2 separate regions of the Homo sapiens genome follow, and region 1 is linked to region 2. The links are chromatin loops, found by intact Hi-C in ENCODE. Cell type or tissue: heart right ventricle. All regions are shown on one strand. Region 1 overlaps GRIK4 (glutamate ionotropic receptor kainate type subunit 4). Region 2 overlaps GRIK4 (glutamate ionotropic receptor kainate type subunit 4).

Region 1 (2,500 bases), 130 kb before region 2:
TCTGGCCCACAACTTATCCTGCCAAGAGTCTGCGAAGATGTTGGGATGGTCTCTGTAGGAGTCTCCTACTTTATCCTTTTAAATTTTTGGGAGAAGTCAGCTGGAGACCAGAGCTCCTCTGAGACTGAGGTGGGAAGAGGATAAAGATTTAGCAGAAACTAGGGGAAAAACTTCTGAATTCAACTAGGATTAGCCTTTAAACCATAGGGAGAGGGCAACCAATATTTTCCACCAGAAACTGAAAAATGCAGAATGGGGGAGAGTCTGGTGAGTTATGAAAGGCAATTCTAAAGAGTGACATTGATCTGTGTCATAACGGATCTTTCTTCCCGCTTGTATTTTGTATCCCATCCACTCTGTCTAAAGTGAATAACAAACAGACCTTGAAAGGAAAAGGTCACAAATGGGCAAGATAGAGGGGAAGGCCCGACAGGGGCAGGGTAGCCTGGCTGGCTGGTTTGAACGTTTGAACACCTCTGACCAAGGTCGTCCCTGTGTAACCCTCTAGCCTACCACATTCCATTAGCAGCGAATCCAATAGAGCACAACCCCTTAGCACCCCCTAGTACTGTGGACCCCTTAGAGATACCGTGAATCCACGGATCCTAGAGATGGATGGGAAGGACTCAGGAAGGTGAAGAACAAATGGGTTTTGGAGTCTACAGACTTGGGTTTGCATCCAGGTTCTGCTGTGTGATTTTCAGATAAACCACTTAACTTGTCAAAACATCATTAAAATGGAGATAACCACAGGTGCTTCTTAGAGCTCTGGGAGGATAAAATGTGAACCTGTGTGTAGGGTATATAATAGTTCAATACCTAATGTATAATAAGTGCTTGCGCAAGGCTCTTTCTCCTTCCTCCCCAAATGTAGGAGCTCCCGCAAAGCTCTTGGAGTTGTGCGTACAGGGGGTGAGGGCTGAGGAAGGGGAGCTGATGGGGAGCCTTCGGCACAGTCTCCTTGAAGCCCACTGGGCTCTGCTGGGTCTAGGCAGGGATAGCCCAGCCCAGTCCTGGTCCTATGGTTCCCTCTCTGGGACAAAGATCGATCTATACTCAATGTGCAATTGCAAATGTATCCCAGGAAGCCATCACGGAGGTGTGTGGGGGACAAGAAGAGGTGAGCAGAATGGAGAGGGGAGCAGCAAGGCAGAAGGCAGCCAGCCACAAGGGCTGCAGAGATGTCAGCAGCATTTAAAGCAATGGACTCCTGGGTGAGAACTCCATTGCTTTTCCCTGGAGCAGGGGAGAATCAGCATAAGGCAGTTCAGCCTCATAAAACATTAAAATAAATGCATAATCTGAGCAGAGAGGAAAAGTTGCTCTAGAAGAAACATAACCAGACAAAGGCGGGTAAGCGTCTGGCCACTCCCAGGGCAGTGCAGTCTGGCTGGCTGGTCTGGCACAGGGGCAGAGGAGTTGGCTGCAGATCATGGGCTTGGCTTCTGGCCTGAAATGCCAGACAGGGTGAAGGGATGTGTTGGCTGAGATTAAATAGCCACTGAACCCCAAAAGGAGGCCATATTGGAGTGGGGCTTGGGGGAGGATGTGATGCACAGCAAAGACTGTGTGGTGGGGGAGAAGGGAGAGAGGAGGAAAGAAAAAGAGGATGCAGAAGAGAGAAGATGGGGAGCTGAAGTCTTGGCTGCCCCACTTAGTGAAGATCAGAGCCACTGCTACAATAATGACCTGCCATAGATTTAAGCTGTTTCTCAGAGTGCCGCAAGAAAGATGTAAATTACACGTGAGGTCTAACTTCCTGGGCCACGGCCTGGGAGAGGCTGGGAGGGACCTAGTAGGACAGAGCTCCTCTGTGGCCTGGGCTGGCCTCAGAGTTGTATTTGAGGATATGTGACCGGGAGGAGGATGGGGACTTGTCAGCCCCAGCCCATGTAAGAAGGCTCAAGGGTACAGCCTACAGAGAGAGGCCCAGCTACTGGAGGAGCAGGACCAACGCGACCAGGACTAGGATCGCGGCACTTAAACGTGCACACAATTCTGAGAGTGGGCTCCTAAAATCGGGAAGATAAATATTCTTCTGCCCAAAGCGTCAGGGACTCACTGAGCCCTGGATCATAAGAGACAGTGGTGGCATCAGAGGGGTAGACTCCCAGCAGGCATGGGGTGGGCAGAGGACTGTCTGTTGCTCCTGCCCTGGCAGGAGCGGCTCACTGAGGAGGCATCCAGTCCCTCCTGCAGCAAGTGTTCCTCCTGTTTCTAAGAACTGTGTCCTCCTGAGACTAGAGCTTCTGGAAGGCTGAGCCTCCAGGCCTCTAGGGCAGAAGCGAGACTGAGCCTTCCTCCCATGTCCCTGCCCCCGCCCCCACCCAGCTCCTGACCTCATGCCTGACCACCAAGCTCCATCTGCCCCCTAAGGACCTGGCTGGAAGGCCCTTGGGGCAGACAGGGGCTAAGGGGCCAATTTCTCACTGTCTCCCGAGGATATATCTGAAGGGGAAGGATTGATGGATCCAGGAAGGACCAGGAAAGATGCCAGGAC
Region 2 (2,500 bases):
AGACGTGATGCAGCCCATCCACTACCAGCAGGACTTGTGAGCTTCCCTGGTATGGTACACAGGCACTGTGTGAGGCCCCCTGGGGAATACAACTATTGTAAGGCCATGAGCCTGGCCTAAAAGGAACTTTCAGTTTTTAGGAAAGATACCGTGTGCTTAAATAATTATAATACAAGGTAGACAGTGATTTAGGTACTATAAGTGGCACAGTTAAAGAAGTACAGGTATTTGTGTGAAAGCTGATTTGGAATTGGGTTGATAATAGACTTCACGGTTGAGGCAGCAACAGAGTTTGGCCTTGAAAGACAGAAAAATGGATATTCTAAGCAGAGGGCAGGGTATGAGTAAAGTCACACTTTAAAAATGCAGGATAGGTATGAAGAATTGGGTTCAGATTGATGGATGTATCATGCTTTTTTTTAAGAAACTAACATTTATTATGCGCTTACGATGTGCCACATAGTTTACATACATTATCCCATTTGGTGTCCAAAATAATCCCTTGAATCACATGTAATTAATCCCACTTTAAAGGTATACTGAGACTCAAAAGTAAATTAATTTACCCAACATCCCTCAGCTGAAATCTACAGCCTAAGTAGATCAACACATGTTGAACTCTGCGCACAGCTGGAGTTGGAGAGAGGTAGCGCTGCAGATGATTTGGAAGTTGTTTACTTCCAGGGAGGGCACAAGATTGCCCAGAAAGGGTGAGGGAGGCACAAAGGGCTTAGGGCAGAAGAATCATCAGCAAAAGAGACAAGAAAGGAGTTGTTAGCAATAAGAGAAGGACTGAGAAAGACGACCATAGCCTAATGGAAACCAAGATCAAGAGAGAGCTTCAAAAAGCTTCAGAACTGCAACTGCTGCAAAAGTGAAGGGGGATGAGATGAGGAAGACCAAGAAAATGCCATTGGGTTGGTGGTCTTCAAAAAAATGAGTTTGATAGGGAAAAGAATGCCTAGGTCCAGGTGTGTGCATGGAGAAAAAGCCGGCCTGCCCCAGGGACATGGGGCACAGCAACAGAACAGCCTAAAGCAGAGCTTTGAACACTTGTCTGATGGCATCATCTGGGGGTACCTATTAAAAATATTAACTTCCAAGTCCCATCCTAGTCCCACCAATCAGAATCTCTGGCAGGTGAGGGGTACGGGCGGACCCAGGAGGTATCCCAGAAGAGCCCTACATGACAAGGGTTAGACCCATGTTTCTCAAACTTTAATGAACATGAGAATCACCTGGGGATTTGATGAAAATGCAGACACTGATTTAGTACCTCTGGGATAGGACTGGAGATTTTGGATTTTCACACTCTCTTAGGTGATGTCAATGCTGCTGGTCTGAGGGTCATATTTTTAACGACAATGAACTAGACTAAAGCTCACTTGTCCTCCAGAGAGGGAGGTGTCAACACCTGGTTCCTCTTGGCACCTTTCCTTTCCAGTACCTGAAGACTAAGCTCCAAGCTCCTTTCCACACTCACCGACAGATGGCAGCAGATCTAAATGTCATCTTCCACAGAAGTACTGACTCAGAGGTTCCCTTCCATTCCATCTGACTTCCTTCACAGCTTAAAAAGCACCTTTATGGCCAGGTGTGGTGGCTCATGCCTGTAATCCCAGCACTTTGGGAGGCTGAGGCAGGCGGATCACGAGGTCAGGAGATCGAGACCACAGTGAAACCCCGTCTCTACTAAAAATACAAAAAATTAGCCGGGCGCGGTGGCGGGCGCCTGTAGTCCCAGCTACTCGGAGGCTGAGGCAGGATAATGGCGTGAAGCCGGGAGGCGGAGCTTGCAGTGAGCTGAGATCGCGCCACTGCACTCCAGCCTGGGCGACAGAGCGAGACTCCGTCTCCAAAAAAAAAAAGCATCTTTATTTACTCCTCCAAGATGAATCACCGTGTCAGGTAAGCACAGAAAAGCTTTCCTTGACTACTCTGGTAAAGAAAGGGTGAATTCTCCTGCACCTAGGCTCTTTACCATATATTTAGAGTCTGCATCATTCATTGAACACTTAAATATGTTTTGCCTTGCTAAAGTAACTAAACGGTCTTGCACTGTCATTCACTTTTCATGTGTGTTCGTATTGTCTCCACAAACTCTTAGAGGTTAGGGATCAAATAATGTCAATTTTCTTCTTAACCCTGACTTACAATGGCTTGGCCATACTATGAATAACTGAATGGGCCAACCGACCATCAATTAAATCAAATTCATATTCCATTTGTTTCGCTTTGATTTCTTTCCTTTTTTATTTCTTAGAAACTGGCTCTTGCTCTGTCACCCAGATGGGAGTGCAGTAGTGAGATCTCAGTTCACTGCAGCCTCAATCTCCCAGGCTCAAGTGATTCTCCTGCCTCAGCCTCCCAAATAGCTGGAACTACAAGCATGCACCATTACGCCCAACTAATTTTATTTTTTTGTAGAGCCAGGGTCTCCCTATGTTGCCCAGGCTGGTCTCGAACTCCTGGCCTCAAGCAATCCTCCCACCTCAGCCTC

The links. Hi-C counts contacts between places; a loop is a spot of excess contacts. Peaks named below come from ENCODE experiments on the same cell type or tissue, not always from the same donor. Only the 100,000 strongest peaks of a DNase experiment are listed, where the experiment ranks them.
Region 1: it touches region 2 in a loop (4-fold over the local background); 12 of 110 quality-filtered maps call a loop at or near these places.

What each region holds. Positions count from the first base shown.
Region 1 is chr11:120,816,231-120,818,730 of GRCh38, reverse strand. All of the region lies in intron 5 of GRIK4 (glutamate ionotropic receptor kainate type subunit 4), which reads right to left. All of the region lies in intron 1 of LOC105369532 (a long non-coding RNA gene), which reads left to right. Among named protein-coding and RNA genes, the nearest start is that of TBCEL, 210 kb to the left of the region's middle. In heart right ventricle, no CTCF peak of the experiment used is centred here; a DNase peak (open chromatin) is centred at 1,434.
Region 2 is chr11:120,684,085-120,686,584 of GRCh38, reverse strand. The region is part of intron 3 of GRIK4 (glutamate ionotropic receptor kainate type subunit 4); the gene reads right to left. Among named protein-coding and RNA genes, the nearest start is that of GRIK4, 170 kb to the right of the region's middle. In heart right ventricle, a CTCF peak has its summit at 1,457 (motif pointing right); a DNase peak (open chromatin) is centred at 1,494; H3K27me3 peaks cover 346 bases.